Regions from separate parts of the Homo sapiens genome. Here region 2 is linked to region 1. A link is a loop called in an ENCODE intact Hi-C map of the cell type or tissue named here. Cell type or tissue: right lobe of liver. All regions are shown on one strand. Region 1 overlaps FOSL2 (FOS like 2, AP-1 transcription factor subunit). Region 2 overlaps BABAM2 (BRISC and BRCA1 A complex member 2).

The links. A loop is a pair of places that touch in the nucleus more often than their neighbours do. Peaks named below come from ENCODE experiments on the same cell type or tissue, not always from the same donor. Only the 100,000 strongest peaks of a DNase experiment are listed, where the experiment ranks them.
Region 2: a loop joins it to region 1, with 5 times the contacts of the local background. A loop is called at or near these places in 4 of 110 quality-filtered maps.

The regions. Positions count from the first base shown.
Region 1 is chr2:28,399,757-28,404,756 of GRCh38, reverse strand. It overlaps FOSL2 (FOS like 2, AP-1 transcription factor subunit), which reads right to left. Exons shown (of 4, transcript NM_005253.4): 2 at 399-650. Among named protein-coding and RNA genes, the nearest start is that of FOSL2-AS1, 7.6 kb to the right of the region's middle. In right lobe of liver, no CTCF peak of the experiment used is centred here; no DNase peak of the experiment used is centred here; H3K27ac peaks cover 862 bases.
Region 2 is chr2:28,131,775-28,136,774 of GRCh38, reverse strand. The region is part of intron 7 of BABAM2 (BRISC and BRCA1 A complex member 2); the gene reads right to left. Among named protein-coding and RNA genes, the nearest start is that of MIR4263, 140 kb to the right of the region's middle. RefSeq lists a silencer at 1,186-1,386. In right lobe of liver, no CTCF peak of the experiment used is centred here; a DNase peak (open chromatin) is centred at 2,304; H3K27ac peaks cover 1,788 bases.

The DNA.
Region 1 (5,000 bases):
GGGATAATCCTAAAAAGCTCACAGCCAGGGTTCATTGGCTGCTTGTCCCATGGCCCTTTTGCCAAGGATCAGAGAAGGATCCTGCTGTGGGCAGGTCGTAATGGTCCTTCCCATCTGTAGCCAAGTCCTGGCTTGCAGGGACCATGATCCCCATTTTGTGGCTGAGGAAAGTGAGACTCAGAGATTCTAAGGGACATAAGCGAGATGACAGAGCCAGCCTGAGTCTTGGCTCTCCAGCTCGGCCTCCAGTAAGGGGGATGACGTGCTCTTCGACCCCTAGCTCCCTTGTCTCCCCTGCTCTCAGAACATTAACCCTCCCAGTCTGCAGAAACCCGTTCTGTGTTTCTGGGGCTCTGAAAGCCACTGACGTGGCTCCTTCCCACTGGTCTGAGCTGTACCTGCTCATCTCTCCTCCTGCGGCCCACGGTGGTGCCAATGGTCTTGATCACGCCAGGTCTTGGGAGGGCCATGTGTCCAGGGACAGAGGCCAGGCCCGGCAGGGGGCTGTAGGGGTGCGAGCGAGGGTATGGGTTGGACATGGAGGTGATCACTGTGGGCTGCACCATCCACTGCAGGTCCTGGCTGGTCGTGATGGCGTTGATGGTGGGGATGAATGCACTGCCTGAGCCAGGCATATCTACCCGGAATTTCTGAAATGAGGAAAAAAAATACAAATGAGCCAATAAATACTAAGCTGAACAGGATAGTTAATAATAATTGAACAGAGCTGAGGCAAAAACCAGCACAGAGCACAGTCAGTGTTCGAAGGGCAAGGTCAGGACCCCAGGTGGGCCTGGACAAGTCCTGTGCATCCAAGAATCAAGGGGGGAATCTTAATTATGCCTGGGGCTTCACGTCGGATCTGCTCCCTGACTGGGGTCCTGAGAACTCCATCCCCAGGTGGCTCAGTGAGGATACTGTCCTATTCCAAATGACTTCCAAGATAGACGTGGTCCCCAGCACTCACACTCGGCAGGCCCTCTTGGCAGCTCTCCAGGATACACATCTGCAGGATGTGGCACCTGGGTTTTTAAGCCTCTGAGTCGCCTGCCAACTGTTTCTCAGGGTACCAGCTCAGGACACCTTGAAGGGATTTGCACACCAGTAGCCTTGGACCAACAAAGATCACCAAGGGAGCATACTGTGTCTGCCTTTGTCACTTTCCAAAGAGGTTCAGGACAGAGCTATGACTCCATCAGGGCACAGCCAGGTCCGTGAAAAGATGTCCTCTAACCCAGGAGACTAACAAGTAGCGGCATTTGCAGCCAGACATCCCTTGCTGTCCTTGTCCCTCCTCCCTTCCCATCATCAGCATCTTGCTTGGGGCAGACTGGCTGAGTGTGTCTCTCTACCCAGCTACATAGGCATTGATCTATGTTCACAGATGTTTCTGTGGGAAACTCTGGTGCTGCTAGTGCAGTTTTCTCCCCGCTTCTTAATTTATGCCCAGACCACGTTGCAGAGCTCTCTGGAACATGCTGCAGGAAGCATTCTATTTAAAATATAAGATGATGACAGAGTATAGAAACTAAAATGGGCTGTGCTCCTTAGCAGCTGGTCCTGACCTTTCTCCAAGGCAGCTACTGGAAACTGCAAGAAGCGGGAAGGAGAGAAGAGCCCCCTACTTCCAGCTTTTCAGAGGCAAGTCCCCCTAATGGAACCCAGGTGAACCTTCATCTTCAGATGACTCCTGTGTCCACATAAAGCTTCTCCAAGTAGTTTCTTCCCCACTTAAAAACTGGGTGAGATGAAGACAATAGCTAACAACACTTCCTGGGCACTTACTAAATGTCAGACACCATGGCTTACCTAGATTATCTCACTAATTCTCTCTCTGAGTGAAGAACGACCATTAGCTCCATTTTAGGGACAGAAATTTAGGCTTAGTGAGATTAAGTAACTTATTCAAGGCCACATTGCTAATAAGCAGCGGGGTCAGGATTCAAACCCAGTCCAGCCTGACAAAGAGGCCAGAGCCCCTGAACACAGTGGTATACAAGCTCCTTTTCCATTGCTTTCTTCCTCAAAATCCAGCCCTAAGTGCTGGTTATCCACCCCCACTGCCCTCAGACAGAGTGTCAGGTCATCCCCTATAGACCTCCCCTCTCACAAAGAAGGTACCACAGGTCTGTCTGGCCCCGAATGGAACCCCACTATCATTAGCATGGATGCTGTAGAACCCTCCCTATGCTGGTCCAATCAGACCAACTAGGATAGAAGCATTCGCAGCAATGGAAGCTGGCACCACCATTGTCTTTGCCTTGTCACAACATCAGGGTTCCTGCTGTGTAAATAACACATAGAGTACCTCACTACAGCTGACAGAGCTGGGGACCCCTTCTTGCTCAATTCCCTGCTATCTGCCTGACCCTAGTCTGCATGTTGGAACGGCTGCCTCATCAACCAGACCACCTCGGGGGCCCAGGCCAAGGGCTTCAGTGAAGAGAGCTGCCCAGCACAATGGATTCTGGGATTCTGGAGGAAAGTTACCCAGTGCAATGGATTCTGGGGTTTGGGAGGAGAGCTGCCTAAAGCAATTGGTTCTAGGATTCTGGAGGAAAGTTACCCATTGCAATGCATTCTGGGATTCGGGAGGAGAGCCACCTAGAGCAATGGGTTCTGGGATTCTGGAGGAAAGTTACCCAGCACAATGCATTCTGGGATTCGGGAGGAGAGCTGCACAGAGCAATGGGTTCTGGGATTCTGGAGGAAAGTTACCCAGTACAATGCATTCTGAGATTCAAGAGGAGAGTTGCACAGAACAATGGTTTCTGGCATTCTGGAGAAAAGTTATCCGGTGCAATGCATCATTCTGAGATTCAGGAGGAGAGCTGCCTAGAGCAATGGGTTCTGGGATACTGGAGGAAAGTTACCCAGTACAATGGATTCTGGGATCCCGTGAAGAGAGCTGCCCAGGGTGATAGATTCTGAGTTGCATTTCTGAAGGCAAAGAAAAGTGGGCTTTTTATCAGGCGCTGACTGAAAAGCAGCAGGTGTGTGCATATGAAGGAGGGAAGAGTGCAGTGAACAGGAAAGCATCCAAGTGGGAAATGATCTTCAAGGAGGAAAAATGGCCAATTGGGGCTGGGCTGTGAGTAGGCAGAGTCGTGAGAACAGCAGGCATGGCTGAGTGTGTGTAGAAGCACCAAGTCCCAGACAGCTATTTTTTTCCTGAGCTGCTGGATGGGAGGGGCGGGGAGTCAACACTGCACTCGGGGTCAGGAGGCATGGGGTTGAGGCCTGGCTTAGCCACTGAGTGCCTTGCCCTGGGCTCAAGGACTCAATTCCATGGATGTAAAGGGGAATACTCATCAAACTCACTGCACTGCCATGAGGATTAAATGAGTAGCTACTTGTAATCACAGGCTATAAAAGCACGCCAGTGGTTCTCAACCCTGGCTACACATTAGAATATTCCAAGGAGCTTGTAAAAAACACACTAATGTCAGAGCCTCGCCATTAGACCTCTAAAATAATTGGTTTGGGGCAGGGCTCTGATAAGCTTTTTTTTTTTTTTTAAACCCCCAAGGAGAGTCTGTTGTGCAGCCAGGGTTGAGAAACATTGCTCCAAACCAATGGAAGGTCACCATCACCACCACCATCATCATTAGATGTGCCTGTGTACTCTGCCCAGGAGGCTCTGGGGAGAAGTGCCAGCTACCCACTCCTGGGAAGCACCCAACTTTTAAATTCCATTTCTCTCCCCAAGCCAGGTTCTGGGTTTGAAATGCACCTGAGGCATTCAGCACAATGGTTTGATATGACTCCCTCCTCCATGGGGAAGCTGTCAGCTTTCCTTTTAGGAAAGCACCTAAGAAAGTCACTCCTCATTCCAACAAATAAAAGTGCTCCCGTTTTAGGCTTGGGGAACCCAGCAGAAAATCTGAAGCAAAGCTGAGGGACAAAGACCCCTTCAGAATAAGTGGATGCCTATTAGCCCCTCTGAGGCCCTCTAGTCCACCCGCTCTGGAGGGCAGGTCCGTGGTGTGTGCTCCCCGGTATACATCAGCCAGATTCCTCGCAGCAATGGCTTGGTCTAGACAAAACAAGACAGCAATAAAAACCAGCCAGGAGGTAATGACTGCCTCTGAAACGCATGTACACCTTGTTTCAGACAGGAGGCAAAGCCATCTGGATAATACACTGGCTCTAAACTGCAAGGAAAACAATGTCCCATCCCCAGAGGGGCCCGGGGCTCTGATAAAGAAGGCTTTTGTCTCCAAGAGGAGCTTCTCTTGGAGACACACAAAAGTTTCAATTAGATCTGGCAGATGGGTCTTGTCTCAACTCCCAGCATGTTATTCAGAAACGTGTTATTCAGAAACGTGTTATTCAGACACTGGGGTAGGAGAGAAGAGGTGAAGTTAGGAGTTTGTGGTCCCAGAAGTTAGCCTAGCATTCTTCTATGCCAATAGACCCGAGAATCAGCCACATGTCACACTGGAGATAAATCGTGGTTCTCTACGGACGAGTTAACACTAAACACAAACCAAGATAGAGCTGCTCAGCTGGGGGCTACAGGGCAGTTTCAAACCTGCTGCATGCATGCCAGGAGTGTGCTGGGAGTGATGGGATCAGGAGAGGTAACCCAAAACCTCACTCGGCTGCCTGGGGCTCTGTAGCCAACATGTCCTCCTCAAGGACACTTTGAAGATGCTGGATGCCTATGTAGCATTCCAGCCTGGCAAAGCCTCCAAATATTTCACTGTGTCACCCTGTCAACTGCGGGGTGGGCAAGAATGCCTATAAAAGGATATAGTGGTCCCCATCCACCTCCTAGAGCAGAGTTTAGCAAACTTTTGCTGTGAAGGGTCAGACAGCAAATATTTTAGGCTTGGTGGGCTATACGGTCTTGGCTGCACCTCAATTCTGCCACTGCAGTGCGAAAGCAGCCCTAGATAACATGTAAACAAATAGGCAGGACTGTGCCACTGTATTTTATTTAGAAAAATACTCAGGACATAGTTTGCCAACCCCTGTCCCAGAGGTTCATTCTCATC
Region 2 (5,000 bases), 270 kb after region 1:
GACCATGTTTGCTGCCAGGCACGCTGTGGGGTAAAGGCAGGGGAGGGGAGGCTGGAGACGCCAACAGGACTATATTAGGTCACATAGGTCACAGAAGATCAAAGTCATATTCCACCTCCAGGATTCAGTTGATAAACCGCTCTTATGAAACAGGGCTCCACCTCTCAGAAACATGAACAGGCGACCATAAAGGAAAGTATCCTCCTGGCTAGCCACAAGGCACAGCAATAAGAAATGACTGTGAAAGCCCACCGCCTTAACATGCACATAGTGTCACAGCTTTCTGCCTCTCCAGCCAGACCTGTCAATGGAGACTGTGGTTGAGCTTGGGCAGGGGCCTGGCTAGGGCCAGCCTGGCCAGAGGGGCTGTGGCTCACCAGCCCTCAACTGATGGAAAAGAGGCCCAGGCCTTAAAGAGTTTAGAGTCCAGGGAGGCAATATGACAAAGGAGGCATAAACACAGGGAAAAAGTGTGGTGCCATTGTGGAGGCAGGCAGTGGCGGTCAGGAAATGTTCCATGGAGGAGGTGATGATTGAGAAGATCTAAGAACATGGGCAGGACTTTAACGGACCCTGTGGGGGAGGTAAATAAACTCAATGTTCTGGTCTAAGGAGCAGCCTGAGCAAGGTATGGAAGTGAAAAAAATACAAGATGTGTTCGGGAAATCACAAAATTCTGCTTGGCTGGACAACAGGATACACGTAGAGTCCAGCCTAGGGTGGAAAAGTGAACAGGACTGTAACACGGAATCTGAATGCCAGATGGAGAGCTGTGCATTTACTTCGCTTGGCAACAGAGAGGCATTGAAGCTTCTCAGCAAGGACATTACAGGACTGGAATTTACTTCAAAGGACAGTGACAGTTCCACATGGATAAACTGAAATAGGAAGGAACTAGAAGTTAAGAGCCCCTCAGGACCCATGGCAACTGGAAGACTGAACTAGGTAATGATAGTAGGCATGACAAGACTCAGAGACATTGTGGAGAGTGGGTTTTTAGTCCAAAACAACTGGCTGGCTAATAGGGGCATGAGGTATGGTCAATGCCTTTAAGATGTACCACCTGGGCACCAAGAAGACAAGAGTGTCATGAATAAAAACAGGCTGTAAAGAAGAAACATTAGCTTATTGGGGGAATGATGAGTTTAGTTTCAGGCCCTTTAAATTTGAGGTGTCAACTGAACACACAGATAGACATGTCTATCTAGTGGTTAGAGAAGCAGATCTGTAAGCAGGGAGAAATGCTGAGATTAGAAATGGGGATCTGGGTGTCATCCACAAACAGGCAATGCCACAAAAGTGTCTAGGGATGTTATCACAGGAAGCACAATTTAGCATAATTTAATGGGTTGAAAAAAGGAAGGAGTAGCAGTGAAGGAGACAAGGAAGGATCTAAAAACTCCAAGTTATGGAAGAAAAAAGCTATATTATAAAACACATGATAGACATACTATCATGAGGATCAGATGGGATGGTAAAGTGAAAAGCAGTTTGAATATTTTAAAGTACTGAACAAATACATATCTGTTATTGTTACAGTATTGCATATTTAATCTCTAGAAAAGCCAGGCTTTCCATAATCTTCCAAAGCTCCTTCTCCACCAAGTCAAATGGAAATGTGATCTCCCACTCTCTTGAACTCTTATAGCACTTAATAAGTATTTTCTCAAGGAGCACTAACTAAGCATCAACCATGGGCCAAGCACTACAGTAGGGCCTTTCTCATCTACCTCCCCACTTGGAGTAGATGAAACTGAAACTTAGATTTATTCCTCTTCACAGAAGATGAAATGAAGCTCAAAAACGTTAACTTAAGCCAAGATTGCCAGCCAATAAGTGAAGGAACAGGGGGCTTCTGATGCCATGTATTAATATGCCTTTTCTATTAATCCACAAGTCACAACTTGCCATATTTGTTCTGATCCCTCTTACTTTGAGGAAATTAAGGAGATGAGCCACATTTCATTTATGCTGACAGCCTCTGAAGCACCTAGCAAAGGGCCTCACATGTGGTTGATTCTCATTGGGTTTCTGTTGCCTGAAAGAACAAACATGCATATTGCAGGTACACAGGCCTCAATAATAGTGAGCGTTCGTGGGCTGGGAAGTTTTGAGTACTCATTTCCAAGGCAGATGTAACTTAACAAAAAGTTCTAAAAACAAATTCTGTACTTGTGAAAGATGCCACCTGGTCTGCCTCAGGGCTGAAGTCCTCTTTTTATGCACAGAGTGGGAACAGCACAGGGAATGAGGAAGCTGGTTGTCTTTAAACCACTCCCACAAAGTGGCTCAAGCCAAGAAAAGGGCCCACACCTTTCGTGGAAGAGTGCTATGCAGACTCTCATGCCCATTTAACCTTTGGGTTCACTACAACAACTGCCAACAGTCTGGGGAAGAGGGAAAGGTAGAGCATGTTTCACGCCAGCTCTGATGATGTAACCTTAAAACTCACAGCTTTTCTGCCAGGGGAAAAAAAAGCAACTGGTTTAGAAACTATTTTTTCCCCTTTTCTAATATTCAACCAAAATCTAATTTGCATCATTGACTACTAGCTTTTTTTTTTTTTTTTTGCATAACTCACCATTGACTTTTTTTTTTTTTTAATTAACAGAACTTACTCGTGTCTAATTCAACGGATTGGTTTTGGTTCCTTGGAAGACAAATGTATAGGGCCAGAAATATGTTTATTTCATAAATGTCCCTTGTGCAAGAACACAAAGTTCTTCTCAGAAGCATTTACTCTGCAAGTCATAGAAATGCGCAGTGGGAGACCGGTAAACAATATGCATCTAAGCATCGTAAGGGCGTGCAGCCACGTGCGGCAGGGCTGCCAGGGACACCAGACAACTATTCCACGACCCTGGGCAAACAGACTTCAGAAGTGGGATCACATTTCAGAGCTTCATCAAATTAGAACACATCTCAGAGTCTTCTACCAATGAATCTGACTGATGTTCTCTTTTGTCAGGATTGTCTAATTTGTAGTCTTTTTAGGGTACAACAAATCAATATTTTTTCCTACATATGATGACAAGACCCAAAAGTAGCCCTTTTCTTTTCCAATTGCTGGGAGTAGTTAACGTGAGTATAATATCTTTGCCTCCTGCATGGACAAGCTGGGACAGAGGAACAGTCAGACTGGAATGGGGTTCCTCCCAGGCCCACGATATCTCTCTATGCCCATGGAGGAGATGGTGGGAATGCAAGCCTTCTCTTGGTAATTTTTACCCAGTGTGGATGGGGCTATTGGTCTCTCCTGAGCCTCTCCCTGTCAAATGCACTGCATGGGGCTTGGGACTTCCTAGAAAGAGCCATAGCAGAAACCAAAAGGAGTACAAGCCTCAGCTAGGGCAAGAGTTTGACGTTGGCTTTGGGCGGGTCCACATGGGATGCTTTTCCCATGACTCCTGAAAGAACTCTCCAAGTCTGAATCGATAATCAATGCTTGGATAGCTCAAAGTTGACAAGATAGTATAAAACACAGAAAATAAATGAGAGCTTAGCACAGTCAGTTCTCAAAACCTATCCCATGACTACAGCCTTCTTGAAATGGCATGTCTGTTCTATGCTCTGAACTCTGGAAGAATTAACCACAAGTATTAATAACTTTAGCAAATATCTAAGCCCTTATAGAAGTCATACCCCAAGTTTACTTCTTTTATGTTAATCTTTCTCTAAAACCTCATTTTGAAAACTTCTACTTAAAGATATAAGAATGTTTGGTAGTTTGTTTTGGTATTATAAACGTAGTTCTACCAAGTGAATTTGTAGCAACCAGGAAAAGTATAAGACCTTTCAGTGAGGCATTTTCCAATATTTTGGTGAGAACTACTTATTCACCTAGAAGACTGCCAATTAGGCAATTGATAACTGTGTATTGCATTTATGCACGGCATTAAAAAAAAGACTTGTTCCTCAACTCAATAAGTAGCTTGCAATTCAGCAAAAGATTTTTAAAAATCCTTATCACCAATTAAAGCTATGATGGGTAGATTATAATATAAATATAGATTATAAGATTAATATAAATTCAGTGTTACAAAGAGCTCTGGGGAAGGCTAGACTAATTGTCCTCAGGGAAAATGGTTGGTAGAGATGGTATTTGAATAAGGCCTTAGAAAAAGTATAGTATTTCAACAGGAAGAGGGGTTAGAGAAGGGCCTTGTACATGGAAGGAGCAGCTTTAGCAAAAGCACAGAGGCAAGAGAGTGCTGGCAATGTAAGAAAACTTCAAGTGCTCAGGTCTGGCTGAAGGAAACAGTATATGAGGGGAAGCAACCGAAAAATGATCTAAAAGGGTATGCTGTGGAGAGCTCTTAACGTAAGAAAGAAGAAGAGGCCAGGCGTGGTGGCTCACGCCTGTAATCTCAGCACTTTGGGAGGCCGAGGTGGGTGGATCACGAGGTCAGGAGTTTGAGACCATCCTGGCTAACATGGTGAAACCCCGTCTCTACTAAAAATACAAAAAATTAGCCGGGCGTGGTGGCGGGCGCCTGTAGTCCCAGCTACTCGGGAGGCTGAGGCAGGAGAATGGCGTGAACCCGGGAGGCGGAGCTTGCAGTGAGCGGAGATGGTGCCACTGCACTCCAGCCTGGGGGACGGAACGAGATTCCGTCTCAAAAAAAAAAAAAAGAAGAAGAAGAAAGAAAAAAAAGGGAGGAAGGACATGAGAGAGCTGGACTTTGGAGATTGGAAAAATGACTTTTAAAATATACCCTTCCCTAATCATTTCCCACACGTTAGATTTTTAGAGTGAGACTATTTCATTAGCAAGTTTATTTGCAAATTAGGTGTAGTAACTTCCAAGAAAAACAACCTAGCTGCTGGAACAAATGTTTTTCTGAGCTGGCAAATTATTGCCTGCAGCTTAACTAATATATTCATATTGCCCACATCTTGCGATTGTTTCATTAACTCTTTGCTCATCACCAAAGCACCTTTGTAATTTAACTCATTAGTTACACAATGAGTGGCTACGCTAGAACTGGTACTTGCTCCCT